Linked DNA regions of Mus musculus: regions 1, 2, 3, 4, 5 and 6 are each linked to region 7. A link is a loop called in an ENCODE intact Hi-C map of the cell type or tissue named here. Cell type or tissue: heart. All regions are shown on one strand. Region 1 overlaps Gkap1 (G kinase anchoring protein 1). Region 2 has its middle 2.4 kb from the start of 2210016F16Rik. Region 3 overlaps Slc28a3 (solute carrier family 28 (sodium-coupled nucleoside transporter), member 3). Region 4 overlaps Gm52040 (a long non-coding RNA gene). Region 5 overlaps Kif27 (kinesin family member 27). Region 6 overlaps 1700066J03Rik (RIKEN cDNA 1700066J03 gene). Region 7 overlaps Klhl3 (kelch-like 3).

The links. Hi-C counts contacts between places; a loop is a spot of excess contacts. Peaks named below come from ENCODE experiments on the same cell type or tissue, not always from the same donor. Only the 100,000 strongest peaks of a DNase experiment are listed, where the experiment ranks them.
Region 1: it touches region 7 in a loop (5-fold over the local background); 7 of 42 quality-filtered maps call a loop at or near these places.
Region 2: a loop joins it to region 7, with 5 times the contacts of the local background. A loop is called at or near these places in 7 of 42 quality-filtered maps.
Region 3: it touches region 7 in a loop (3-fold over the local background); 4 of 42 quality-filtered maps call a loop at or near these places.
Region 4: a loop joins it to region 7, with 6 times the contacts of the local background. A loop is called at or near these places in 24 of 42 quality-filtered maps.
Region 5: a loop joins it to region 7, with 4 times the contacts of the local background. A loop is called at or near these places in 4 of 42 quality-filtered maps.
Region 6: a loop joins it to region 7, with 5 times the contacts of the local background. A loop is called at or near these places in 4 of 42 quality-filtered maps.

Annotation. Positions count from the first base shown.
Region 1 is chr13:58,230,974-58,234,973 of GRCm38, forward strand. Gkap1 (G kinase anchoring protein 1) reads right to left here. Exons shown (of 12, transcript NM_019832.4): 12 at 2,376-2,685. The coding sequence ends at 2,638. Among named protein-coding and RNA genes, the nearest start is that of Ubqln1, 17 kb to the left of the region's middle. In heart, a CTCF peak has its summit at 1,858 (motif pointing left); no DNase peak of the experiment used is centred here.
Region 2 is chr13:58,385,637-58,389,636 of GRCm38, forward strand. No RefSeq gene overlaps it. Among named protein-coding and RNA genes, the nearest start is that of 2210016F16Rik, 2.4 kb to the left of the region's middle. In heart, a CTCF peak has its summit at 2,484 (motif pointing left); no DNase peak of the experiment used is centred here; H3K4me3 peaks cover 139 bases; H3K27ac peaks cover 102 bases.
Region 3 is chr13:58,587,496-58,591,495 of GRCm38, forward strand. It overlaps Slc28a3 (solute carrier family 28 (sodium-coupled nucleoside transporter), member 3), which reads right to left. Exons shown (of 18, transcript NM_022317.3): 2 at 687-776. Among named protein-coding and RNA genes, the nearest start is that of Slc28a3, 21 kb to the right of the region's middle. In heart, CTCF peaks have their summits at 2,199 (motif pointing left) and 3,321 (motif pointing right); no DNase peak of the experiment used is centred here; H3K4me3 peaks cover 622 bases; H3K27ac peaks cover 560 bases; H3K27me3 peaks cover 514 bases.
Region 4 is chr13:58,115,597-58,119,596 of GRCm38, forward strand. It overlaps Gm52040 (a long non-coding RNA gene), which reads left to right. Exons shown (of 3, transcript XR_003950589.1): 3 at 1-1,207. It also overlaps a transcript of Klhl3 not described here. Among named protein-coding and RNA genes, the nearest start is that of Gm52040, 3.9 kb to the left of the region's middle. In heart, a CTCF peak has its summit at 2,255 (motif pointing left); no DNase peak of the experiment used is centred here.
Region 5 is chr13:58,285,999-58,289,998 of GRCm38, forward strand. Kif27 (kinesin family member 27) reads right to left here. Exons shown (of 17, transcript NM_175214.4): 17 at 1-2,258. The coding sequence ends at 1,795. It overlaps Gm26555 (a long non-coding RNA gene), which reads left to right. Exons shown (of 8, transcript XR_873524.3): 2 at 2,181-2,313. Among named protein-coding and RNA genes, the nearest start is that of Gm26555, 13 kb to the left of the region's middle. In heart, CTCF peaks have their summits at 2,051 (motif pointing right) and 3,510 (motif pointing right); a DNase peak (open chromatin) is centred at 2,023; H3K27me3 peaks cover 259 bases.
Region 6 is chr13:58,147,223-58,151,222 of GRCm38, forward strand. 1700066J03Rik (RIKEN cDNA 1700066J03 gene) reads left to right here. Exons shown (of 2, transcript NR_126543.1): 2 at 1,340-1,753. Among named protein-coding and RNA genes, the nearest start is that of 1700066J03Rik, 2.3 kb to the left of the region's middle. In heart, a CTCF peak has its summit at 1,866 (motif pointing right); no DNase peak of the experiment used is centred here; H3K4me3 peaks cover 1,169 bases; H3K27ac peaks cover 681 bases.
Region 7 is chr13:58,010,175-58,014,174 of GRCm38, forward strand. It overlaps Klhl3 (kelch-like 3), which reads right to left. Exons shown (of 15, transcript NM_001362415.2): 12 at 3,656-3,784; 13 at 920-1,060. Among named protein-coding and RNA genes, the nearest start is that of Mir874, 11 kb to the right of the region's middle. In heart, a CTCF peak has its summit at 2,107 (motif pointing right); DNase peaks (open chromatin) are centred at 2,037 and 2,557; H3K27ac peaks cover 519 bases.

The sequences.
Region 1 (4,000 bases), 220 kb after region 7:
TCTTGGAAACAGAGATTTAGGTTGAATCTCCTGAACTGCCAACTTGAAACTTGTCATAGAGTCGGCCTACCTTGTTTCAATTCTAGCTAGTAATCCTCTAAGACAAACAAACAAATACATTCACTTGGCAGTCTCCTCTAAAAGCTGTTTCCTTTTCTGTGAAGGTCCTAGTGCAGGAGGTCGATACCAGTGGTCAATCTTATTCCCCAAACTGAAATACCGTTCAGAAAGTCCTTGCCTGCGATTGTCTTGAAGTACTCGTTTTTTTTCCTAAAACGATTTCAGCTTCAGCACTCAAGTTCTTTCTGAGGCATTTGGAGTTGACTTATTTTAGGCAGGGTAAGAGGGAGGGATCTAGTTTTGTTCCACTGAGGCCGTCTACTTTTCTCAGCAATGTCTGGGGAAGAGGCTGTCTTTTCTTTAATGTGTATTTCAGCATTGTTCTAAAAAATCAGGTGCTGTCGCTTGTGGGCTGATGGCTAGGTCCTCTATTTTACTCCACTCATAGGGGCGTTTTGTTCTTTTGCCACTGTAGGTCTGTCTATACTACAAGAAATCAGGTAAGATACTGGCCTGCTTTCGCTACTCCGGGGTCTTTTGTGCTTCCTTACAAATTTTAAAATGGTTGTTACCAGCATATAGGAAGGCTACTGATTTTTATATGTTAGTTTTCTGTCCTTTTTCTCCTGTGTGTGTCCTGGGGATTGAACTCAGGCCAGCAGATTTGACAGGAAGCACCTGTACCTGCTGAGCCACCTCACTGGCCAGCAACCTGCTTTCTCCCACTCTGCTTCTAAGTATGTTATTAATGGCACTCGGGTTTGAAATCTTGTTTTTATTTGTGAAACTTTAACTCTCACTATCCGCCCACCACCGAGATGCAGACCAGGCTGGCCTTAAACTGAGATCCACCTGCCTCTGACTCTCGATTGCTGAGATTAAAGTTGTGCATCACCATACCCGGCATAAACTGAATTTCCTTTAAGAACCTGATTACAGCAGGACTCCCAGGTAAGCTTTTCATGGTTTTCCTTCACTTATCAAATTATATTGACTTCGTAATTTGAAGCTCCAGATGGACTGTCAACTATCTCTGCACACTGCCTTTCTCATCGCTATCCTGTGTGAACAGCCATGCCTTATTCAAATGAAGGTCCAGTGGGCTGCACATGTGACTCAGCAGTGTGCTTCCTGCTCACTGGCACGCGTGCGTGTGTGTCCATGGTTAGAGGCCTGGCATAAAATACCTTCCAAGGCTTCTACTCTTTCGCCATACTTTATCATTTGTTTTTTCCTTTCCCTGAATGCCCTCTTTATTGATTAAACACTGCTGTAGTGCCTGCTCTATGCTATGCTGTACGACAGACCAGTGCTGGCTGGGAATCCAGGGGATGATGAATCCTAGCTCTTTGCAAGGCTCATGGAACCTCATGGGAGGAGGCAGAGAGAGGTAAGCAATTACGACGGTGGTTCAGCACATTTCTATCACTGTTTTGTTTATTTCTCAAAAACTGTCAAGAAACGGAGTGAGAAGCTTCAGTGGGTAAGGGCACTTGCCATTGAGCTTGAGGACCCGAGTCTGATACCCAGTATCCAAAGGGTGGAAGGGGAGAAGGGTGGCTCAGGGTGCTCTCTGACCTTTGCACCCATGCTGTGACATGTACCATCTCAGTAAATTAAAACACCACCAAAAAGGAAAGCCTGTCAAGAAATGGGATCCTGGGGCTGGAGAGATGGCCCAGTAGGCAAGAGCACTTGTTCTTGCAGAGGGCCTGTCTCAAGTGTGTTTCCAGAAGCCACGGGGCGGCTCACAACCATTCCTAACTCGTTTCAGGGGATCTGATGCCCTCTTCTGGCCTCCATGGGCACCAGGCACAGGCAAGAGCGGTCAGTGCTCACATGCTCACTTCTGCTACCACACAGTGCCCCTGCCACTCAGCGATCTTCTCAAAGGTCAAAGATAGAACTTTACTAAATTATAGTTGTGTCCTACTGAATAGACTAAAGCAGCTAACTATCCTACAATCCACAGCAATCAAGGGTCATTTGTTGCTCTCCCCTCTCCCAGCCTCCTCACTGTTGCTGTGACAGCCTACTGTTTAAGCAAATTTTCTAGTCCAGATTGTATTCCTTCTGTTGGGAATGCTTTTCAACAAATATTCAGGAAAACTACTCTGTAAACATCACCTCATAGAACCTTCCTTACTGTGCCGAGGAGCACGCGAGCCCTGTGATTACTCTTGGAGGCTCATGTAACCAGTGCTTGTTCTTACTCTGCCCACATTCTCTGTCCTCATGCTGCTGTCCTTCAGGGGTAGGGGTTAGCACACAAAGGTGCCACATTGCTCAGGAGACAGTGAAGATCACACAGATTCTTGGAAGAGTAAATTAATTTTATTGACTGATGAAAAACTAAAGTCATAAGAAGTTTGGACAGAAAACAATAATCAAGTTCTGCTGGTATTCTGTATTTTCTTTTAACTTTAAGCCAAAAGAACATAAAACTGTAGACTATGAGTGAACTAGTTGCTTTTAGTTCCTTCAACAAAAACCTGCAGTTTAGCAGTCGCACAGCATTAAATATACACATTTCTGCAAAAGTGTGAAAGAATTCTGTGCTGGCCTCCGAGGCCACGATCACCTGCAATGGTCAGGTTCGAAGTTCCTTTTCCCCTTCCTGCCTCCCTGTTAAGGAGAAACAGCACGTTAGTTACTGAAGATGCACGTCTCTGGGCGGTCAGTTTATGAGCACACAAAATCAAAGCATAGCTATTTCCTTACGCCCAGCTCTCACAGTTACTTAACAAACGAGACAGAAAGCAACAGTACAGAGCTGTTTAGGCTGAATCAATACGGTCACAAATATCTCAGTTCTTCAGAGCCCATTTTATCCTAAATACCTTAAAAAGTACAAAACAGTCGGGCAGTGGTGGCTCACGCCTTTAATCCCAGCACTCGGGAGGCAGAGGCAGGGGGATTTCTGCGTTCCAGGCCAGCCTGATCTACAAAGTGAGTTCCAGGACAGCCAGAGCTATACAGAGATACCCTGTCTTAAAAAACCACACACACACACACACACAAAGTACAAAATAAACAAAGTAGTTCTTTTCATATAGTCAACAAATTTAGTAATTCAGTTGTTTAGTTTTTTGATAATTTATAATTCAAGTTCTGTATTGTTTTGTTCTTCTAAAGATTTATTTATTTTTATTTATATGAGTACACTGTAACAGTCTTCAGACACACCAGAAGGCATCAGATCCCATTACAAATGGTTGTGAGCCACCATGTGGTTGTTGGGAATTGAACTCAGGACCTCTGGAAGAGAGCAGTCAGTGCTTTTAACGGCTGAGCCATCTCTCCAACCCCTAGTTTTATTTTTAAACAGTATTAGAATTTTGAAAACATTAATTTTGTTTTCTACATATAGGTGTTTTGCCTGCATGTATGCATGTGTACTACTTTCATGCCTGGCTTCCAGGGATACCCCAGGAGATTGTCAGATCTCCTGGAGCTAAAGTTATAGAAAGTTGTGAGCTGCCATGTGGGTGCCAGGAATTGAACCCAGGTCCTCTGGAAGAATAATCAGTGCTCTTAACTGCTGAGCCACCTCTTGAGCCCTAGCAACAGAACTTTGGTGTTCAGGCTGGGAGTAAGGGCAAAATACTCACACACACGAAATGAAAGCAAATACTAAACGTGTTTCTAAGTCCTACTAGGGGAGTGGCGGGCCCAGGCTCACCTGAGACCACAGCGACTGCTTTAACTTCTTTCTCCCTTCCCACACTACAGCTTTCCTTTTGGAGTCAAATACACCAGGCTTCTAAGTTAAAGAAAAACCAACACCTCTTCAAATAGATGAATGCTGTTATTTACTCCTGACCACGCAGAGGGCCAAAAAGATTTATTCATTTAGGGAAAACTTTGTTCTGATTTGTAGATAGTTAAATGTGTAAATAACATTTTAAAAAGGAATTTATAAGCCGGGCATGGTGGCGCA
Region 2 (4,000 bases), 380 kb after region 7:
CAAGGGAACTGTCTGAACCAGACACAAACGCCAGTCGTTCTGACGGTCAAGGTGTGTCACAGCAAGACAGTGCAAAAGTCCCTCCATCTTGTACTCTTGCTGAGGCGGTTCCAGGTTTAACTAGAATCTGATCTTGATGAAGAGTCCCGTGGGTAATTACCCAACTGTATTCAAGGAGCCCAAAGGTCAGCTAACTTATCTTAGCTAAAAGATCTTGCTTTCTGGGAAGCCCTCGTACAGCTGCAAAGCAAAGTACCCGGGTGTGATTTCTTGCCTTTAAAAAACTGTTGATCTGGACAGTTGGAACCACACCTCCTAGGTCTCTGAATACCTACCTGGGTGTGGTCCCAGCCAGCTGGAATAGACTTTCAATTGATTATAAACTGTGTGACTAGTCATCTCTATAGGGTTACCTGGAACAAAGTAGGAATTATAAAGTATCAACCCAACCCCTAAAACTTAACATACTTAAGATACATTGGTCAATGTTGAAAAGATGCCTGGAGATGCAGAATCAGTATGAAAGTATGTTTTTATTATCTGGGCGTTTCTCATTGTTGTTCTGAGGCAAGGCCTCTGTGGCCTTGGATCACCTGGAATTTACTATGTGGACCAGCTAGACTCAAACTCATATAGATCTACCTGCCTCTATCTTCTCAGTGCTAGGATTGAAGGCATAGGCCACCATACGCGGCTTTGTTTTTTCTTTTAAATACTGATTTTTCTATCCTGCAATTTTGCTTTAATTAAAGAGTTTCCTAGTAGATTCCATAAAGGTCTTTTTAGAAAAAAGTATTTTTATTTTGTGTATGAATGTTTTGCCTGCATGCATGTATGTGTTCCATGTGTGTGCCTGCTGCCTGCAGAGGCTAGAAGAGGGTGTTGGAGCCCCTGGAACTGGAGTTACAAGATATTGGGAACAGCCATATGGGTACTGGGTTCAGACCTGGGTCCACTGGAAGAGAAGCCAGTACTCTTAACTTTGAGGGCATCTCTCAAACGCCTCTATAATGTCTTATAAGTATAGAAACACATCATTTGCAAGTAGGAATAGTTCGATTCTTTTCCTGTTTCCTTTTTTATCACTTACTTTGGTCTTATTTCCATAGCTAAGACTTCAAAGAGTATCCTGAAAAACTAAGGAGGATGGGCAGCCCTGTCTCATTCCTGAATTGAGAACAGATGCTCTCTCCACTTGATTTTTGGCTATAGGTCTGTTGTAATAGAGCCTCTATTAGTTTGAAGCATGAGCCAATCTATCCTAACACCTCCAGCACTTTGACCACAAAGCCATGTTGAACTGTGTCAAAAAGACCTTTCATCAGTGAGATTATGTACGTGGTTTCTGTTTTTAAGTTTGTTTATATAGTGTATTGCATTTATTCATTTACCTGTGTTGAGTCAAACTTGCCTCTCCATAAAACACCCTAGTTGGTCATAATATTTGATCTTCTTAAATGTATTTCTAAATTCAGTTTGCAAGTATTTTGTTGAGTCTTTGTGTCTATGTTCATTAAAGAGAAGATGTCTGTAGTTTTAAGTTGTTATTCCTTTGCCTGGTTTTGGTGTGAGAATAATACTATATTTGTAGAATGAACTTGGTAGTGTCCATTCACTTTCTATTTTATGGAATAGAACTGGTATGAGATCATCCTTGAAAGTTTGATAGAATTCAGTAGAGAATACAAAAGCCAGTAATATACTGTGTCCTAAAACATATTTTGCTAGCAATGATAAAAAAAATCAAAGACTGTAAAATAAATTACAAAGCAAATATCAGATAAAGTAAATGTCAAACCAAAGCTATCTAGAAAATATAAAAAGGGTGATACCACATATTATGTCAGGAATGATTTATCAAGAGAAATACTTCATAGGCTGAATGTTGTAATCCCTAGTTTCATAAAGCACATAATTTGAAGTATATACAGTGCTTCATAGGGATTGACACAGGAATAGTGGGAGCTTCAATGACCTGCTTTTACAGTTACATCTCCCAAATAAAAACTAAGCAAATAAACATCAGAGCTAAAATACATTATGGAGTAACTTAACAGAAATATACAGGACATCGCACCCAACAGACCAAAAATACACATTTTTAAAAATCTCATCAGGATATGATACCTTCTCTAAAACTAGTATCACAGGACAAAACCTCAACAACAATGACAAAATCCATATTATAAAATGTATTTTTGAACAGTGAATCATTCAAGGAACCAGGAAGATTTTTAAAAACAAAACAACCCTCCTAGAGACAAGTGAAAAGGAGAACACAACTTCTGGGAACCTCTGGGACACAGCCAGGAAAGTTTCCCAAGTTTATAGTGACAAGTAACCTGAGAAGTGGCTGGAAAGATAGCTCAGCAGTTAAGAGCACTGGCTGCTTTTCTAGAGAACCTGGGCTTACTTCCTAAGTCTACATGGTGGCTCACAAGTGTTTCTAACTGCAGCTCCGGGTGATGTTGCCCTCTTCTGGCTTGGGAGGGTAAAGCACCAAGTGCACACTAGACGTTATCAAGATTTTATCTGCCATCTATACTGGCTTTTACGAAAGTTTTGCTATGGAGTTCAGCTGACATTCATCAAAGATGGGCATCATTCAGAAGCTCTAAACAGCAGCCTCTTGACGGCGGTTACTGCTCGTGCTCCTACGTTCTGTAATGATAGACTATGGCAAGCACTTCAATAGTTTAGAAGTCACATGTAGTGGGGCACATGCCTTACTCCCAGCACTAGAAAGGCAGGAGACAGGTGGAATCTCTGTAGGATCAAGGCCGGCCTGCTCTACATAGTGAGTTCCAGGACAGCCACAGCTATGTAGAGATCCAGTCTCAAAAATGCAAAAGAAACAAAGGAAACCAGAGGATAAAAGAAAGTTTCACAGGTGAAAGCAGGATGACCAAGGCCAATCGTTACAAACCAAACTCAAAGACACATGTTCTCTCCTTCCCCTCAAAGCAGCCAACGTTTTCCACCTAACCATCATCTTCCACAGTCTTACCACTGTATCTACTTAAATTCTGAATCCATTCCTGAATTAAGTCATTGAGTACTTCATTCATTTAGTCTTCCTATCTTCTAGTTTCTGGAAATGTCCCACAGAGGAAGATCTTTAAGGGTATGTCTTACCCATCTCAGTATCTCTTCACCCAGACAAAATCAGTCAGCCCTATGAACATTTTATATTTTCCAATATATTTGCAAATATAGCCACCCCAACTCAGACTAGTTCCTCATTTAAAAAATTTTTATTATACTATATTTTATACTGTAAAGTAGTAAGGAAAGTTTTCAGAAAACAAATAGGATAGGTCAAATACACTCCAGGAGAGGGCTGGGGGCTAGCTCAGTACTCATGGATCTACTTCTCAGACATAATTGTCTGAGTTTGTCTTCAGGTCAGATTTTTTTTTTTCCTTAAATGAAATTATTAAACTTGAAGAAATCATGTTTGTACAATGAAATTGACAGTGCCTACTTTTATAACTGCTGTTTAGGGTCCCAAATATTCCCAGATATTATATAGAGATCAAGCCACATGCTTGAGAACATATATACACACATAACAAGTCATCTGGAGTACACAGTGCAGCAACAGAGACAGGAAAAGACCTTGCCTCAAAAACCAGCTGGAAGGAGAAAAAAACAAACAAACAAAAACCAGTCTCTGCCCTCCATGTCAGGCCCTCACTCAGTCTCACAAGGGGTGGGTGGGAGAGAAATAGCATGTTCATTACTATGGGTGTCTTATGGGTGTCATGAAACACCTGACAAGAAAACTTGGGAGTACTTCTTTTGGCCTAATTTGAAGAGTCTATCATGGCAGCAGGAGGTTGAGCTAGCCACTCAACTGTTTGCAGTCAGGAAGCAGAAATGACTATGGTCAGCTCACTTCCTCTCTTTATTCAGTCTGACTTGATAGGAAGGGGTACTTGTATTTTAGCTGAGTCTTCTCATGTCAATTTACCCAATGTAGACTATCTCCCATAGGCAG
Region 3 (4,000 bases), 580 kb after region 7:
TAGGACTGCTTTTCAAGAGGATGATCCACATGAGCAATTACTTGCTTTGTTTTTTCCAGCAGTGGAAGGAATTCCGCCTAAATCTAGGATACAAATGAAGCAGCATGGAGCTCCTTGCCAGACATGGTGGTCCACGTCTGTAATCCCACCACTTGGGATGCTGAAGCCAGGGCATCAGGAGTTCGAGGCCATCCTCTGCCGCATATTGAATATGATGTGAACTTGGGTCACATGAGACCCTGTTCCTTCCAAACAAACAATTAAAAAAAAAACAAAACTCTCCACCACCACCATCAAAAGCCCCCAAGACCTGTGCAAGCTAAGGATTTAGGTTCGATGGAACCAAGGGAGAGGCACCTCTCTTGCCTCTCTTGCCTCCCTCCCTTAGCATACCGGTGCTTTTTGTATTTGACAGGAAGTCTCACACCAGGCTAGACCTGACTCCTGTCTCTGCCTCTTAGTAACTGGGGCTACAAAGCTGAGGGTCCATGCTTGCCTAGGCCTTTTGCCTTGAGATGGCTTCCCTTTTTGGGGAAGTCTGTGGCTGGTCTGCAAAAGTGAAGTCTCATTGTTAGGGTGCGCGTGTTTTCTTTCTGGCTCTGCCCTAGACACACTAACCACACTCACAGGCAGTGCAGTTTTCTCCATGGTAACAGGTCCTTGATCATCCTCCACACCTGCCCTACCTGTTTGGCGTGTCCTTGTTCCCCGCTTTGTACAACTCTGTTCCTGACTGTGCTGTTTCCTGGAGTGTTCTGCCGTTCAAGGTCTTCATCCTAGGAAAAAGCAGAGTGAAAAACACCGTGTCAGAGCCCAACACAAGGGTCCTTCCCTTTCCGGGGGGAGTCCTGAAGAGTGGCAGAAGCCAGACTCCGTGTTTAGATGAGGCACCCGGTTCAAGGAAGTGCCAGGGAAAAAGGATGGGCCCAAGGAAAAAGGATGAACCTTGCTTTGTTTTGCTCTGATGGGACCGACCAATGTGCTGCACGTTGAGGAAGGACTGCAGCTTCCCACCTTAGGCCCTGATGCACGGCCTTTACCAGGTTGGGGTCCTAATGTTTCAGCTGGGCAGGTCAGTCACCCCTCAGGAAGGCAGATCGACCTTTAAACCATGCTCAATCGATAGAAGAAATAATTATCCCTTTAATGAGATAGCATACTCGTCAACCCCAGAATTCCTGGCCCTAGCGCGGGCGCATACAGAGCCCCAGCATCACGCCGCAGCTTCCTAAATCTGAATAAATTTGAGAAGCAAAACCTTGCTTTTTCTTTCCCTCTTTTTTGTGCTTCTGCCCATGATTTCCCTAACACTTCCCGCTTTCTCAGAAGTTCCCTTCTGGCAGAGTGGCTGCTTGCCCACATGCTGCTCCTGCGAAGTTGTCATGGCTGCGTCTCTCTCTTCCAGTAGACCGAGATTTACAGTTGGCTCTCATGGAGTTTTAATCTTAAACTCTAATAAAATCATCCTTATGGGTCTGTTCTTAAGTCTCCCTCCCTCCCTCCCTTCCTCCCTCCCTCCTTCTCTCTCTCTCTCTCTCTGTCTCTCTCTCTCTGTCTCTTCCTCCCTCCCTCCCTCTTTCCTTTCTTTCTCTCCTTTTCTGTCTTCCTCCTCCCTTTTCCTGCCCCTGCCTCCTCCTCCTCCTCTGTTATTTTGAAGCCTGGACTCACTATGTGGTCCCGGCTGGCCTTGAACTAACAGATATCTGACAGCCTCTGTCTCCTGAGTCCTGAGTCCTGGATTGAGCATTGCCACTCCCATCTTGAAATTCTTGCAAGGAGATTAAAACCACAAGAGGGCACCGCAATCTCCCTGTAACATGTGGCACCTCTGATGGGTCTCCCCAGAATTCCTGGTAGTGGGAGGAAATGTATGTTTATACAGAGAACGGAAAGAGGGCAGAGACGTGTAGCCCTGGGAACTCTACTTCTCTCCTGTGTTCATGAGTTCTTACACTTTCCTTAACGCTAAATTGAAAACAACAGGGCCTGGGATGCTGGATTACATGAGTGAATAAACCAGGGTCTCTAATTACACACGCGCGCCTCGGCAGGTCGTACCACCCTGAACTTCAGGCGTCTATTCACACAGCAGTGTGCTCTTTCTGGCTCTCTGCAGAACCCTGGGGTTTTCTCACTGGTGGAGCCAGCTTCATTTTCTCTCTTTTGTAGGCTGCAGCCTTCTGATGCCCCCTGCTGGCAGCACCTGAGATCTTTGCTGAAGGAATTGAGAATGGGGGTTTTAAGTCAATGAACATGGAGAGTGCTGTTGTATTTGGGGGTGGAGTGCTCCCTGTTCTGCACGCGCACAGAGGAACCCTGGGTGTGTTTCCCTTGTGTTCTCGATTGCTCTGTCCAGTGGTTTACAGCTTGGTCGTTGTATTTCCAGGAAGAAAATCATCGAGGATTTGAAACAGAAAAAGGAGTTATTGTGGGTGTAGGTGGGTGGGTGGTAAACAGCCAGCTTTTCTCTTTCTCTGTAAATTGGAACTGTGGGTCTGTAAAAGAAGCTAATAACCACCCATTAGCCAACATTTCGTTCTATTTATTAAGCAGATTACTGACGCCTCTGTACCTAACACCTATAAGAATGCCTGTCCTCAGGGCAAAACCTCGAAGTACGCCGGCTCAGTGGGGGAGTCGTGGGAACCACGTGTATGTTTCTAAGCAATGAAGCAGGGGCCTAAACCACTCATATGCATAAAATGAATAAAACTTTAAAAGATGTTAAAACATATTTCTGATAGAGTGTATATACACTATTAGCAGTTAAAAATAAAACACTGAGGTCGGGGAAAGTTAATACATTGTGGGAATCCTTTCTTCTTGGTCCCTGGGAGTGTAGTGAGCTGTGCTTTTCTCAAGCTCATGCTAGCCTTTAATCTCAGCACTCAGGAGGCAGAGGCAGACGGATTCCTGAGTTCGAGACCAGCCTGGTCTACAGAGTGAGTTCCAGGACAGCCGGGGCTGCAGAGAAACCCTGTCTCGAAAAACAAAAAACCAAAAAAGCAAAAAACAAACAAAACAAAAATAGCTTATGCTGAAGTCTTCCCTTCCCATCCCCTGCTTAATGAATCTATAAATTAAGAAATAGTTATTTAAGAAGTTTTCCAGGTGTGTTGCCTTACATGTTTAATCCCAGCCGGGAGGCAGAGACAGGTGGATCTCTGTGAGTTCAAGGCCAGCCTAGTCTACAAAGTAAGTTCCAGGACAGCCAGGGCTACATAGCTAAATCCTATCTCAAAAATCTATTTATTTGTTTATTATTTTATTTTAGGTGTGAGTGCTTCACACACACACACATCCGTAGTTTCCATGGAGGCCAGAAGAGGGCACCAGATCCACGGAACTGGAGGTGCTCAGAACCCAATGGTTCCTCTGCGGGAGCACCCAGCTCTCTTAACCTCTGAGCCATCTTTTTAGCCCCTTAAGGAACAATTTTAAGTGGACAAATTCGTGAGCATAGGAGCCCCTTCACCTTAGTTGCACATTGGGAAGTCTTGGGTTTGCCTCTGGAGCTGTCCATACTATAGTACGGAAGACTAGTGGAAGAGACCTAGGTGTCCAGGAGCCGAGGCTCCAGCCCTGTGCTGAGTAACATTGTTATCGTTTAGATTCTTAAACAAGAAGCAGGTGTGGACTGTCTGCTTAGCTGTCTATTTCAAGGTTTCTCTAACAGGGTTGCTTTTTCCCATAAGTCATAAGTCCTAGTTATATTAACATGAACGTCATGGCTTCCTACACCAGCGTGTTGCTGTGCAGCGTCCACTTTGGGGTTCCACTCCACCCGAGCTGTTGGGACAGCAGCTGAGGTGACCCTGCCTCCCCAGCTCCACTAGGCAGCTAGCCTGGCCTTAGTAGACTGCGCCCTCACCATGAAAGCTTTGGGTTCCAGCTTTCATGTACAAAATGTATAAAGATGGAGATCTCAGGGAAGCTCCTATCTTTGGTCAGAAGAATAGGATCTGGGAGCCAAAGAGATGGCTCAGTGCTTAAGAACACT
Region 4 (4,000 bases), 110 kb after region 7:
ATACTCACGCTTCAAAATGAATGACTAGAGCCAACATAAAGCCTCAGGTGGTCCCCTTGCAATCTACCTTTGCCATACGTGACAAACCAGATGTCAGCCAGATGTGTCGGATCACACCCACTCGTCACACCACCCATTCTCCATGAGGCGGAAGGGAGATGGCCATCCAGGAAAACCATCCACCAGAACTAAGGGTAGCAGAGCCAATGGCCCTTCTCTATGCTACTGGAATATTTTTCTGGTCTCTGCTACATTTAACATCTCCTACCTGTTATCCAAGCATACTGTGGGCCAAAGTCTGACCTGTTCAGTATAGGCTAGTGCTCCTGACTGTACTTCTGTCCCAAGAGGGGCTGCTTGGGGTTCTAGTGGACAGACGCAAAAGGACCAAAGTGGTTCCTGCCTGGAGGAAAGTCCCCATCCTTGACCTGTTCTGAATCTATGTCAAAGCCCGCTCCCCACTCCGCAGGTTCTTCCCAATGCCTTGAGCGACCTCCACAGTTAGCCCAAGTGCACCTGGTGAGCCCAGATCTCCATCCCAAAGTGACTCATCCGGTCATCCATGCCAAATTTGTTCCGAATCCTCCAGCTCTTACTTGGCTTGAGAAGAACCAGGGTTAGAAAGAAAAACATTTTCAGTCTGGATTTGGTCAACAAAGCTCTCAGCACTGGTACTTCATCCGGAGACACTTGGGCCGACGGTGCATTCCCATAACTTTCCTTTCTCTTCTTTTCTGGCTTTTCCCTCCAAGTTTCCAATGCTTTGCATTCTTACATCTGCAGGCACCCTAACAGCACCGTGTCTCGAAGCACACTGTGTATCTGAACCATTTACTTAGCTGGTTAAAGGTGTAAGCGTCAGAGGATCTAAAGCACTCGGCAGGCAAAGGCAGGTGGATCTCTGTGGGTTCGAGGCCAGCCTGGTCTACAGAGCACATTCCAGAACAGCTGGGGCTACACAGAAAAACCCTGTCTCAGAAGAGAGAGACAGAGAAAATATTCCTTATCTTGATGGTTTGGGGTGCCAGAGAGATGGCTCTGTGGTTAGAAGCATGCATTGCTCTTGCCAAGAACCTGAATTTGGTTCCCTGGCGCCCAACTCATGTAGCCACAACCACCTGTGACTCCAGCTCCCAGTGACCTGCATTCAACCATGCACATATGCAAATACACATACACACATAACTAAAAAAATAAAACCTTTTAAAAAGGAATTATTGTGTTGTAAAAACATCTAGAAGTGGAAATTCTGCATAATTTATATATTAAAAAGAATACTGGGTAGTAGGGTTCTACCTAACACCTATGACATCAGAGCCCAGAAGGAGGAATTTCAATAAGCCCCATGGGTGACTGGAATACACAGCTAGATGAGAAAACCAAATAGACTTTAGGATCCTATCAGGGCACGGTGCAGGTGTTCTTACCAGAACCATGACGTCATTTTCCCTTCTACATGAAGAGATTAATATCAGTAGCTACCTCCAAGAGTCCTAGGCTTAAAGATGAGAGTGAAGCATGAAGCAGAGACTGACTGTTCTTCCAGAGGTCCTGAGTTCCTGAGTTTCCAGCCTAGGAAAAGCATTAGTTAACAGCCACTAGTTGTTAACTAGTCCCATAGTCGTCTTTATCTTCTTCAGGGCTATTAATATTAAACATCTGTAACCCATTGATCAACATGGAACAATATTCAGCAGGGGAGGGCATTGTGTGGAGTCACCACACATCCCCAGTGGCCTTGCTGCTGACGAGTCAGCAAGGGCCAGACAAGACCAGAGCTAAGGTACTGCCCACCCTTATCTCTACACCAAAACTTCCCACAGGTTTGCACAGCCTGGGGTTTAACATTTGCTATTACGCCTCTACTTTAGAGATGAGCCAATCAAGACGAAGCTAGAAAGGAACTTTCTTAAGACCACTCGAGAACCAAGCATGCTGAGCATGGAAACCACACCCTCAGGTGCCTGTCCCAGATACTTTCCACCTCACTTCCGGTTTAGGAATCCACCCCCCCCCCCCCAAAGACTTTATATAGAGCTGGTATCCAACGCTTCCAAATGCCTCCTCTAAGAAGGTCCTCTGATTACCAGCCAGGCTTAGCCAGTGAGAAAACCACTGGACCCAAGAGTTGGAGCAAAGGCAGAGTGAAGACAGCACAGGAGGCAGCTGGCACACCCCTCAGGGCTTTTTAGTTTTTCCAACAACTCTTTCCCTTCCCAAAGCTGCAGCCCGCAACTGGTGCCCCCTGCTGGTAAGCCTGTGTATCTCTCATAGCAAAAGTGAAAACACTTCTCACAAAAGGAAGAAAACCCCAGCTTCCTCAGTTCACAGACAGATTCAAGAACAAACATTGATTCAGCTTTAAATTAACGGCTGCCATTATCTTCCCCTTCACTTTGCCTTTCAATTCTTTTCTTTCTTTTATTATTTTCTATTTATTTACTTACTTACTTATGTATTTATTTATTTTTGGTTTTTGGAGACAGGGTTTCTCTGTGTAGCCCTGACTGTCCTGGAACTCACTCTGTAGACCAGGTTGGCCTCGAACTCAGAAATCTGCCTGCCTCTGCCTCCCAAGTGCTGGGATTAAAGATATGCGCCACCACTGCCCCCCTCAATTCTTTTCTTGATCCAAAGAAAACCTAGTCGTTTTGCATAAAAAGGTTAAATACAGATGACACGTTCAAGGCCTGCCTGAGCCAGAGAGTGAGTTCTAGGTCAACCTGGATAACTTAGTAAAACTCGGCCTCACAAAACAGAAAGTAAAGGTAAGTCTGGGGATAGGGTAGTTCTGGGAATACACGCTTGTAGAGCGCTCGTTAGCGCTTGATTCCATCTCTGCTGTGAGCGGGTGAAAGGGAGCTAAAGACGTGGTAAACATCCATGGTCTATGATTGTGGTAAACAGCCATGATCAATGATAGCATGCGATTAATTCCACCAAGCTCACTGAGCTCTGCGGTGAACTGCAGCAGGCGGCGGCTATGGCGTAAATTTTGATGAACTTGGTACAGCTAGAAAGCCCAAGAGTTTATGACTGGCTGGAAGGATTCCACATATGATGGTTATAACTGAGACTTGAGAGTAACTGAGAGCCCATCACAAATCAGCAGAAGACAAACTTCAGTGTGGGGAAAATAGAAACAAACAAACAAACAAGTTTAGGGGGCTGGAGAGATGGTTCAGCAGTTAAGAGCACTGACTGGCACTGGGCGTGGTGGCGCACACCTTTAATCCCAGCACTCGGGAGGCAGAGACAGGCGGATTTCTGAGTTTGAGACTAGCCTGGTCTACAGAGTGAGTTCCAGGACAGCCAGGGCTATACAGAGAAACCCTGTCTTGAAAAACAAAAACAAACAAACAAAAAAAGATTTTAATTACTCATATGTATGCATGTATATATGGGGATGTGAGCACAGATATATTCTGACCACAGGGGTAGGCATCAGATCCTCTGGAGCTGGAGTTATAGGAGCTGGGAAACTCTCTGGTCCTCTGCAAGAGTAGCATGTGTTCTTTACTGCTGAGCCATCTCCCCAGACCCCAGTCTTGTTTCTTTGAAGCAGATCTCCACATGTAGCCCAGGCTACTCTCTAACTCATGACTCCTGCTTCCACCTCCAGAATGCTGGGTCCATGACATTTTCAAACAGGGCATTTATCAAGCGGGGAAGAGCGGGGGAGGAGACTTGCTTCATTCGGGCATGGTGGGTGGCACATGCTTCTAATCCTACTAACTCAGGAGGCCCGGGTAGTAAGATCTCTGTGCGTTTTAGGCTAGCCTGGTCTAGATAGACTTTTCCAGGTCAGCCAGGTCTATGTAGTGAGGTGCTATCTCATAAAATCATTTATCATTGTATCTGCAACTAGATCATCTCGACTTCCCATAACTTACAGGTGTGACTTTAAGATACAAGTTTAATACACTTGTATATGTATTGCATCCGCTTTATATTTAAAGAGTAAAATTTGTAATTTTAACCTCTAAAAAAAATGTCCAGT
Region 5 (4,000 bases), 280 kb after region 7:
CTAACTAGAATGAATTGTTTACACCTAGATTACATTGTTTGGGACATTATTTATATATTTTTGAGTATGGGAATGAAATTTATCAAAGCATGTGCAAGATCCAAATGAAATGTTTAATAGAAAACAAATAGCCCTTGTTACTTGGTAGCCAGTTTACATTTGTATCATCTGATGAAATCACTGTAGTCTTATGTAACTATTGCTTTGTTAGTGAAAAGTTTTTATAAACTGCTTATTAAGACAAAGCATGCTATTTAATCTTAAATTTATATTAGGACCTTCATTAATAAAAAGATATTTGCTAATATATGATAGTTTTGTTTTTTGCGACAGGGTCTCTCTCTATAGTCCTGGTTGTCCTTGCTGTGTAGACCAGGAGAACAGAGACCCACCTGCCTCTGCCTCTGCCTCCAGACTTCTGTGATTAAAGACATGTGGCACCACACTCACCTAGTCTATAACTGTTAGGTTGTGTTGAAGGCACTTACATTTTGTCATCACACACACACACACACACACACACACACAATATGTGTATGTGTGTATATGTATAGACACAGGCACACTTTAAACAATGGATTCAGTGAGGAAGTAGGTGTTGAGACTTCAGTGGGAGCTGTGCAGGCTTCCATATGGTGGTTTTGCTGCTGGCTCTGATTAGTCTAAGAACCAGCTTTGGTGTAATATGAAGGTATGGAAAAGAAACAAAACAATACTTCAGGACATTATAATGAGATGTTGCCTGTCATAGATAAATATGGTAGGAAAGAACTGATTGCTCATTTAGTTGATCCAGAAAAACTTAGAGATATGTTAGCAAGATTTCATGTACATATTTATACCCCGATGCCCTTGAGCCTACAAGGCTGGAAATCATCAGACATGTGTGTGTGTGTGTGTGTGTGTATGACTATATGTGAGTGTATGTGTATATATGTGTGTGTATATGTGTGTATGTGTGTATATGTATGTATATATATGTGTGTGTGTGTGTGTGTGTGTGTGTGTGTGTGTGTGTGTGTGTGTGTGTGTAATCAGAGGATGCGGCACCCACACACCCCACATGGCCACACCGCTCACGCACACACAGCTTCTTTCCTTGGGATGATTAATGACGTGTGTTGCTCTGTGATCAGTTCCCCTGTCCAGGAAGCTGCAGACATTTCTCTCAGTTCTAGCATTGTCTGAGAGGTAATGTAGAATGCGTAGGACAGGATAAAGGTGAAAATTTGCATTCTATAAAAAATAATTATAAAAATGAAAGCTACCATGTTAGAGTTAAGGCTGCCTCGCTAAGTTCTAACAATTGCAATGCACCTCAGCTCACAGGCTTAATTCTGGCAAACATTTTCATTAGGTAGGTAACTCTGGCACAATCAGGGCTTATCTGGAGCTTAAAAATAGCAACACACTTGCATTTTAACATTCAAATACTATGGGTTATAATGTACTTCTATAATATGTCTTTATATTATAGAATAATATACATCCGAAGGGTGTTTTAGTCTTAATTTTGTTCTTTAAATGTACATAAAAATAAAGCAAATATGTCAGGAAAGGAACTTATACACACAAGTAGAAATCGTTCAATGTACAAGCACTCAAAAATGCATTTATGAAATAACAAAGCCCCCACATACACTGTCATACATAGGAGTGGTGCCAACCCCCTTTCCTGTGTCCCAGGAAAGAGCTCGCTACCCCGAGGTTTAATTCTGTAAGTCAGAAAAGGCATCTTTCCACACATTTACTAAATTAGAAGTTTTATTGTTCAGTGCCTGGGCTTTGAAATCACTAGTTTTCTTCGGGGTCTTCAAGGGAATCAGCAGTCATTGACCGGCCCCCAGCTCCAAGACTGCATCGCCGCAATGACAGCTCCATGGCAGAAATCTGACGTAATTCTCTGCGACACAGTTTGACAGGCTTGACCCCCTGAAGCGGTCCTATACTTCTCACAGGCTGGAACTGGTGTGGTACTGGACTCTGAGAGTGTGTAAAGGGACGGGCCTCTGTTTTATCGGCAATGCTCTGCAGTTGGCCACTGGAGGGCGCTATCGAGCTACGGGCTGGAAGTGAGTCTGGGCCATCTTCTGGAATCTGCTGGGTCAGTGGTTGGGTTTTTAAGCTGCTTGAAGAATTGTCTACTTCTCTTTCGCTTCCATTCAACTTTGTATTTTCAGTTCTAGATGCCCATTTTAGTTCTTCAGAAAGCACAGTCGTCTCTTCTGGATTCAGAACTCCATCTCCAGCATCATGATCTACAGAGAACCGGACACAAGACAAAACAAGCAAACACCGTCTTCTGAAAATCAGGTATTTTTGCCACAGCACCCTACAAACTACATCATTCTCACTAAAGATGTGGTACTTGCAAACTCCTGCTTAATGATTTCTTCAGACAGACAGACATGTGCCTCAGGGGCAGTCTTGATTCTCTTATAAACAGCTTTAACCCATTAAAGTTGAAAAATCCCCTAGTAATTTTGGTACTCTCTATAAGCCTATGAGTACTTTGTGTGTCTCTGGAATCTTTTTAAAGAAATAATTATCACTTTTTAAGTCTAGTGTAATTCACTAGTTACTTTATGCATGGGTGTGTGCCTGCATGTCTGTCTGTGCACCTAATGTGTATGCAAGATGCCAGGAGAGCAAAGGTGTCCTATCCTTTGGGACGAGAGTTACGGACGACTCTCATTACAGATGGTTGTAATCCACCATGTGGTTACTGGGAATTGAACTCGGGACTTTCAGAAGAGCAGTCAGGAGCTGCCATGTGGGTGCTGGGAACCAAGCCTAGGCTCTGCTTTTAACTGCTAAGCCAGCTCTCTAGCCTGAAGAGTTAGTTATTTTTATGTATATTACCTGCATTTATGCATGAGTATAATCCATGTGTGAGGAGTGCCTGAGGGGCGAGGAGAGGGTGTCACACCCCCTCCAAGTGCTCAGTGCTCTTTCAGCCCTGTGAAGACAGAATCTAAGCTGGAGCTTGGCTTTAAAATGACCTACACCACTGAAGGAGAGAACTGGCCGCTGCATGCTGTGTCCTCTGACCCCCATCCCTACATAAATGCACACACAATAAATACCAATGGACAGAGTCTAGTGGGCTTCCCCAAGCCTTGGCTGAGAGTCTGTCTCTGTCTGACATGTGGCTGCTGAGAGTAAGAGGCCTGGCTGCCTTCCCCAGGCACCAACGGCAGCCCAGAGGCTAAGCTAAGCTTCCCAGTGACTAGCATAGATGGCAAACGTTAGCAGCCACTGCCTATGGGCAACTTTGTATCTGTTCTAATTCTAGGTGAAGATTTAAGGCTAGCTCATATTTTCTGGTTTGGAGGGGTTTCAATAAATTCCTCTTTGTTTCCCCAGTACCAGAGATTAAACTCAGTTGCTTTAAGCCCTGGATTATAAATTAGAATATGCTTATCTATATGTTATTTTCTCTAGGTATAAAAAATTTTAAAAGATTTATGATCTGCCTGTACGTATGCCTGTAGGCCAGAAGAGGGCACCAGCTCTCATTACAGATGGTTGTGAGTCACCATGTGGTTACTGGGAATTGAACTCAGGACTTTCAGAAGAGCAGTCAGTGCTCTTAATATCTGAGCCATCTCTCCAGCCCCAGAAATTATTTTTAAAAACAGCTAGAAATAAGTATTTCTTTTATATAACTTTCTAACTTTCAAATTTTGGGTCAAGTTATTTTAGAACTATTGATTGTTGATAACAAAAATATTATTACCGTCCAGGAATGTCTGAGTTTTGCAGAGTACTTTCTCATGGTGATCATTCCACTTACTAAGGGGTTAGTGTTACACATGCACATTTAATTATTATTGAATTTGATCAAGTGTTTTAAGTTCTGGAAGTCATGCCAGCTTTTAGAAATACATACTTTTACTTTCATTTGTATTATTCTTTGTACAGTTTTTGAAAATCTTGTTGAATAAAGATTTATTTATGTATTATGTGTATGTATGTGTGTCTGTGTGAGGCCACAGTG
Region 6 (4,000 bases), 140 kb after region 7:
ATCCACTAAGCCATCTCTCCAGCCCCCCCCCCCCCGGAAATGCTTCCGGAAAACTGAAAATAGGGGCAAGCAAGATGGATCCGTGGGTAAAGGTGGGGGTGGGAGTCCTTGACTGGGACTTGGCTCTTTATCAGGTTCCCCTTCCTACCACCCTTCTCCACCGAAACCCCTTCAAAGCCCCCCAACATTAGGTAGGAGAGAAAGAAGGTTGGGGAGAAGGAGATGTTGATCTCATTTGACCACTTCCTGCTGATTAGGGGCATCAAGTTCCTAGGGGCAAATTATCTTATGGTCAGGATATGTCCAACTAGCAATTCAGCAATCCGGCAACAGCAGGAAGAGCAGCCGCCGCCACCTCTAGGGGCTCTGGCATTTCTATACCCTCTTAAAAGTCCCCAGAATTCTAAACATAAACTATCTGCAGCTGGCAAAGAGGCAAATCCTAGACTGATGTGGACCATTAGAAGCAACCCCATATCCCACACCGGGGATTAAAACAAAAATATAGACACATGACATATTTGGGTATTTTAAAAGATTTATTTATTTTATGTGAGTACACTGTCAGACACACCAGAAGAGGGCATCAGATCTCATTACAGATGGTTGTGAGCCACCATGTGGTTGCTGGGATTTGAACTCAGGACCTCTGGAGAAGCAGACAATGCTCTTAACCTCTGAGCCATCTCTCCAGCCCCCGTATTTATATTTTTTAAAGTCATCAAAATTCTCACTACAGATCCTTGCCTCCAAACCTTACAACCACAGTTCAATTTTTGAACTCATAAGATGGAAGGGGGCTACTGGCCTCCACAAACTGTCCCCAAACTGTGACATGTGCAAACTCCCATCTCCAAATAAATGTTAAAAAATAAAAATTAAAAACCTAAAAACAAAAAATAAGTAAATAAATAAATAAAAAGAAAAAAATTAATAAATGAAAAAAATAAAGAAAAAAACTAAAAACAAAACAGAAAGAAAAAGAGAGGGAGGGAGGGAGGGAAAGAAGAAAAGCAAAAGACAAAAGTCAGAGGAAGGCATAAATAGAAGATTTAAAAGGAGGAGGTCCGAGATAATAAAGTAAGAACTGTTTGAAAACAAACAGCAGAGATAAAACAACAGCATAGAAAAACTCCCAGGATGGAGCCGAGGGAAAGACAGAAAACACGGCGGAGCCCATAGCAGAGGGGTGGAGGGCCTTGTTAGGGTACAGCATCAGGGCTCTTCATGTCCCAGCCCCACAACGGTTACTATGGTTACTATGACCCACCAAGTGACATAACAGCTTCTGGGGTCAGAGAGTCTCAACACTGACACACACAGAATGTGATTTTTACAGAGTCGCCAAAAAGCCTCTGCAAGCAGGTGTTGTCCGGCACAGAATCAAGAAGGAACCTGAGGTACGGAGAAGACAACGCACCATAGCTTCGGAGCTGTGGTAAATACGATCCGATCCTGAGCAGAATCCGGTCTCCAGGCTCTGGCACCTCCTGCTACCTCCCGGATTCTGAAGACTTCGCATTTTTGGGAAGGAGGGCGGGAGATAGGGAGGCCAGACTCTACGCTGCTGCCAGCTTCTCTGGAGGATGGAGAAGCTGACAGAATACAGTGGGTTACAGAACGAACAGGGATGATCCTGGGACTGTCAGGGAAGTCAAGGAAACAAGTTTAATTCAACGGAGGTACTCAAAAGAAGTTTAAGCCATGGGGTGAAAGAGGCATTTAACTCCCTGAAATAAATCCTGGCGCTGCAGTTTTGACTCCCATTTGCTTACTTTCCTCTCCTCGTTCTCCCTTTGCGTCTTATTATTTATTTATTTTTAAATTTATTTATGCATCTTGTTTAATTATATTAATGAATGCTCTTGCCTGCATGTACACCTGTACACCAGAAGAGGGCATCAGATCCCTTTAGAGATGGTCTGGGAATTAAACTCAGAACCTCTTGAAGCTCTTAACTGCCAAGCTATCTCACCAGCTCTCATTTAGTGTGTGTGTGTGTGTGTGTGTGTGTGTGTGTGTGTGTGTGCCTGGAATTTGCCAAGCGGGTTAGGCTGCCTGGCTGGCCAGCAAGCCCTAGGGACCCACTTGTCTCTGCCTTCCGAACACCAGGATTACAAGCTGACGCCATTCCTCCTGGTGACTTTTCCACAGGTTCTGGGCACTGAATTCAGGTCCATGAGCTTGGCCGGCAAGCACTTCCTGCCTCAGCATTCCCCGGTGGTGCTATGGAGTCTTTAAAGAGGTAGTGATGCCATCAGCAGAGGCCCTACATCAGCAGTGCTAGTGTCCATGCAAGAAGAGGACACAGGGGCACACATGCTCACACTGGTGAGTCTATGGGAAGGCACGAGGAGAGGACAGCCATCTAGACACCAAGGAGAGTGAGCAGGAAGACCCCACTGACAGCTGGATCTCAGACTTCTGATCTCCAAGTTTTGGAGAAAATAAAATTCTATTGTTGAAGTGCTGAAGCCTGTGAGACTGTTAAGGAGAACTAGGCAACTACTATGTATCCACAGAAGAGCTGCTCAGGGCCACACCAGGGGTTCTTGTCTTCTTCGCATTTCTCCCAGGCCCATGGACTAAGGTAAAGACACTTAGTAACTTAACTGGAAATTCTGGTTTTTAATCGATTTAATTCATTTTATGTGTGTGGGTGTTTTGCCAGGCCCTGGAGTTCTGGTGGCTGTGAGTCACCATGTGGGTACTTGGGTCTCTGGTAAGGCATCGGTGCTTTTAACTCCTGAGAAACCTCTGCAGACCATACCTGAGAATTCTTTAAAGAGTTATAGATTAAATATATCCCTTAAAATCATATAAATTCTTTTACTTGGGGGTCTTGAAGGTCATTGCTTTCGTTTATATTTATATATTTAATTATCCTGAAATTGCTTTTTCTTTTCTTTTCTTTTCTTTTCTTTTTCTTTTTCTTTCTTTCTTTCTTTCTTTCCTGAGACAGGGTTTCTCTGTGTAGCCTTGGCTGTCCTGGAACTCACTCTGTAGACCAGGCTGACCTTGAATTCAGAGCTCTGCCTGCCTCTGCCTCCCAAGTGCTGGAATTAAAGGTGTACATGGCCACCTCTGACTGCTTTCATTTTTTATAGTGTATAATCCAGCAAAAACCTGAAAATGTTTGGAATATTTATCTCCTCTAGCAAATTTTATGCCGAGTTTTTTTTCATCTTGGTGGGGCGACTATCAGAAAGACCCGACAATAAAGTTTTTCACCTTCCTAAGCCCGTCCAGCTTCCAACCTCAGCATGTTGGGTGACAGGGAAGTTGACAATGACTACCAAGCTCATCCGGGACACATACAATGGAAATGCCTGAATTTGATCACATTTCCATCAACCCGACAAGAGTGACAGCCTCCTCACCACACACGTGGGAGCCCTGAAGAACCTGCTCCTCCCTCCCTTCTAAACACACACTGAGTGGGGGGCAGAGATCGGGTGGGGTGGCTCAGTGGCATGGCACTTGTCAATCATGCGGAGGCTCTGTCTTCCAGCACCATAGAGATAAGTTCAGATCAGAACTGAAGTGCCGCGCCGGGAACCTGGGCTGAGCAGTGCACACAGAACCATCCACAGTCAGATCAGACGGCTTCTCTCATGCGGGAAAACCTGTTATCATTCTCTTGCTCTATAATTCCTGCATTTCCTCTTTCAATGACTAAAACTATGTCAAACTCATTTTCATTTCTAATAATTTTCTAATTTCTGTCACAAGATTTCTTTTTTCTAATGTAAGAAATAACTCATTGGTTTTGTAATAGGTGTAAATCTACTCTTCTCTCAACACTGCACTTTTTCCTACAATGTTACTGTATGGGTGTGAGTGTTTTGCCTGAATGTGTGTCTGCACACCATGTGCACACCCGTGGGCTGCAGAACTGAACCCAGATCCCATACAAGATAAGCAAGTTTTCTTACGTGGGAAAAACCTCTCTAGCCCTGAAGAATGGGATATTTTTTAGGTTATGAAAACCCTCCCTCAA
Region 7 (4,000 bases):
TTCCTTCCTCTGCCTCAAGATTCCACTCTGGGCCTTTTCTTCTAGAGAAAAGTATGCGCTTTCAATGCGTACTCTGACTTAACTCTGAGGATCAGTTATGGTAAGGGCAGCATTACTGGTAGCATAGAAAAGATGTCTTAAGTGAAGTGTTCAATGACAAACTGGGTAAACTATGATATAGCCATGTGACGTGAGAGAATTGAAGACACATGCAATTAGACCTTCATGAAGGATGGGAAAGCAAGTTTTACAATAATGCCACAGTAGGATCCATTTGCTACTAAATAAACGATACCTATACGTGAATGTGCCTACATGTGTTTCCTGCTTGATTTCAGGCTTGGCTGCCTTGCAGGCCCTGTTAACTCCTTGTTCATGTGGATGAAGGCCAAATGCCAGTGGGTATCGCAGCGAGCTCAGGCAGTGAGCCAGTTGCTGATGCCCCTGTTTATACTTCTAACAAGTCAGCCATGGTGGGTTTAGCAAACAGGTAATATCTGCCTTGGTGGCACCTTTTAAGGCAGTCCAGCCTGGGGCGGTAGGCAAAGCCAGCCTACTCTTCCCCAGCGCAAAGCAGCAAGATAGGAAACAGCTTGGCGGGGCTGTTGGGGCCCCATGACACCTTGGAATTATGAGGACCTTTCAGCCAGACAATGGCAGAGAAAAACAATCCAGACCAAGACCAGAGAGAAGGGACTGCGCTGAGTCTCAGCGGGACACCTTGAGGCCACCATTTTGGATTCCAGGTTCCCCCTCCCACTAACGCAGAGCCTATGGGATAGACAAACCGCCACTCTTATGTTCAGGACACAGGGAGAGCTACCTACTCTGGCAATCCTGCCCCTCTTCCTATCACTCAGAGCTGGAGGGAAGAACTGTGACCCCCGCAGGAGAGGAGAGGAGAGCAGTCTCACGTTACCTGCGTTGCGCCGGCACATGTTCATGTCTGCCACCTGCTTCCAAGTGTTTGTCCCAGGATCGTAAACTTCAACACTCTTCCTCACCAAGGGTCCGTCATGTCCCCCGGTGGCATACAGCTGTCCGCTGAGCACCCCAACCCCTGAAAGGCAGAACACAGTGTCCTGGCCTCAGGCTCACTATAAGAACCAGCATCCAAGAGGCCTCAAGCCTGGATAGTCATTGCCAGCAGGGAGACTTAGGGAGCAAGTGCTGTCTTCCTGGACCTCATTGCCCTAATCTGTAAAATAAATGTGATAATCCCCTGCCTGGCTCCCCATAAGACAGGCAGCCTGCAAATAAGGAGGTTCAAAGCCAAGACCCTGTTTCTGCTTTTAAAATGTAAATATGTGTGTGTGTACATATACAGGGGCATCAAAGGGATTTTTCAAAAGGTTCAAAGAAATCCACTGAAATGTAAAAAGATGCTAATTCTCATCAGAAAACCAGCCCCAGTTACCCTGTGGCATATTCATATTGCCTTGCTTTTCCTCTGCATCTTATTATTCGGTTGTATATCTGTTGAGACAGAGCCAGGTGCTGAGGTCATTGCTAGGGAGACTCCCTGCCAGCCTGTTCCTCCAGCCCTTCTTCCCCTTGATGGCAGAAGGCATCAGATTTGTCCTGGGGGTGGGGGGGGGGAGGAGCTGAGCAGTTCTTCACTGCTGCAAGACTGAGGAGATTCAAGCCATTCAGGAAGAGAGAGGGCTAGTGAGGGTGGCTTGCCTGGCAGCTGGGACACCTACACCTGCCTCTTCAACACCCGCTCTGGGTGGCCCTTTCTCTTTCTCATTCATGGAGAGAGGGAGTTGGAATGTACCCATGATTCTGTGGACTATTGCCTTCGGTGGAAAGACTGCATCCTTTCTGCTGGGTACTTTCTAGAAAAATAAAACCTTAGTTCCAGAGACACTGGCCAGAAGCCCAGTGGGGTATCTCAGTGAATTCGATGTGCAGCCAGGCTGTGGGTCTGGGGCTGAACCCGGAGGCTATAGACTTCATGAGGTCAGGAACTGCTTGTGTTTTGCCCTGGTCTATTTCCCTGAGGCTACTGGTGATGGGCTCCTGCAGATACTATCTAAATAACAGGATGTCATGTAAAATCCCGGCCAGAAATTATAGCGGGTTGCCAGTGGTTCCTGGCAGTTGCTCTAAACTAGCAGCAGATGGTGCTGTTGTACCAACAATGACCTGTGTCAGGTTGTGAGAGTCTGAAAATTCAGTAGTTGCTTCACCTTCTCTTCCTCCAGGGTGAGCAGGAGCTGACACTTCTGGGACCCTGAGATGGTCTCTGCCCACCGTGTCCATCCCTCTGCTTATGCTGTCCACTCATAAGGGAGCTAAGAGCCACCTAGACTTTCCCCCAGCAACTCTCCCACAATCCTTGGTAGCCTGCTCATAGACTCTCACATAGAATCCGACGGGCCTCAGGGAGCTATGACACAGAGCCTTCCGTCTTTAGGTCTTTGGCTGTCACCAGCTCCCAATGAGACAAGTACACAGGCTCCTGGTGCTAGTGATGACACATCCCTAACTCTTTATCAGAGTGAAGCACTGAAGAAAGGGACCCGGGAACGGGGTTCCGTCCCAGGACAGGGCTCCGTAGTAATCTGAACAAAGGGCTCTTCCCAGCAAAGGTCTGGGCCTCCCATAAATAGAAGCAGCTGTAATGGCATTGTCTGGGGCCTCCAGCCAAGGATGGGCCAGGTGACGTCCACCCCAACCACCGCCACAGGCCTTTAGCACTTGGCCCAAGTCATAAATGGATTTTTAGGAAGTAAATAGAAGGTTCTAGAAGCTATAATTACTAAACCATCAGGAAAGGGGGAAAATGTCACAGGATTTATGGATGGAGCTGGCCCTTTGGGAACATGGGCAGCCTGTGCACTGGACAGCTAGGGTGTTAGATGGCAACGATGGGGAATGGGGTCGCCCAAGTTGACGTGGCAGGATGGGCTACTGGACTAAGTGCCTGGACTTCCCCCATGAGACAGAAAAGGGGGTCATTATCTCTCCTCGGTGGAGAAAAACAAAGCAAGAAAATGTGGGTGTAGGGGATCGAGGTTTATCTCCAGCCATAAACACTGCTATGCCAGCCTTTACTCCCAAGACGTGGGCTTCAGGCAGGCCAGCTAGGCTTCTTAGCTAACGCCAGGGCAGTAGAACCTGTCCTCCCTCAGGGGAATAAGGCTCATTATTAGACGGCTAGACACAATTACCTTGGAAAGAGAATTCTAACTCTGCAAGCCTTCTATTCTACGACCTTGGGCAAAGTGATCCACCTCAGGCCAGACTGACTTTCAAACTCTGGTCAGAGGAATCAGCAGTGGTGGACTAAGGTGAGAGGAGGAGTGGGTGGGTGGCGGCTAGCCTGGGCCATGGAGAAATTGTCTCAAACAAACACAAAACGGGGCAGTGAAGATGACACGCCTTCCATGTTGAGCAAGGAGTCCCTGGGAAAGTCTGGTCTGTGTACATGTGTGCGTGTGTGCGCGAGTGTGTGTGTGTGTGTGTGTGTGTGTGTGTGTGTGTGTGTGTGGACATGTAGTAGCCAGGTTACTTACAACTGGAGGAGAAGAGACAGGATGAGGGGAAACAGGCACGGTTCAGTGGTTGGTCTTTAGTCTCAGCCTGTAACCCACACACACTCCACCCCACCCCCATGCTCTCCTGTGCCCCAAGGCTCTCACATACGTACCAGCGCCACTGCGTCGGGTGCTCATGTCTGCCACGTATATCCACTCGTTGGTGGCTGGGTTGTACTGCTCCACGGTGCTCAGGCACTGCCTGGAAGCACCATCGTAACCCCCGACGGCATACAGCTTCCCTGGAATAGACCAAGTGACTGAGATTGGTGTTGGTGGCACTGACACAGAACCGGAGGAGCTTGGCTGGTGCTCCATTTTTAACCCACAGAGGTACCTCTGTCTCAATCATCCAGAAGGACCCAGCTTGCTCTCCACACACAGGGCACATCTCCCCCACCCCACCTCCACCCCGCCACATACCCGCCTGCTCTGAAGCCCTGAGATGCTTAGAAGCA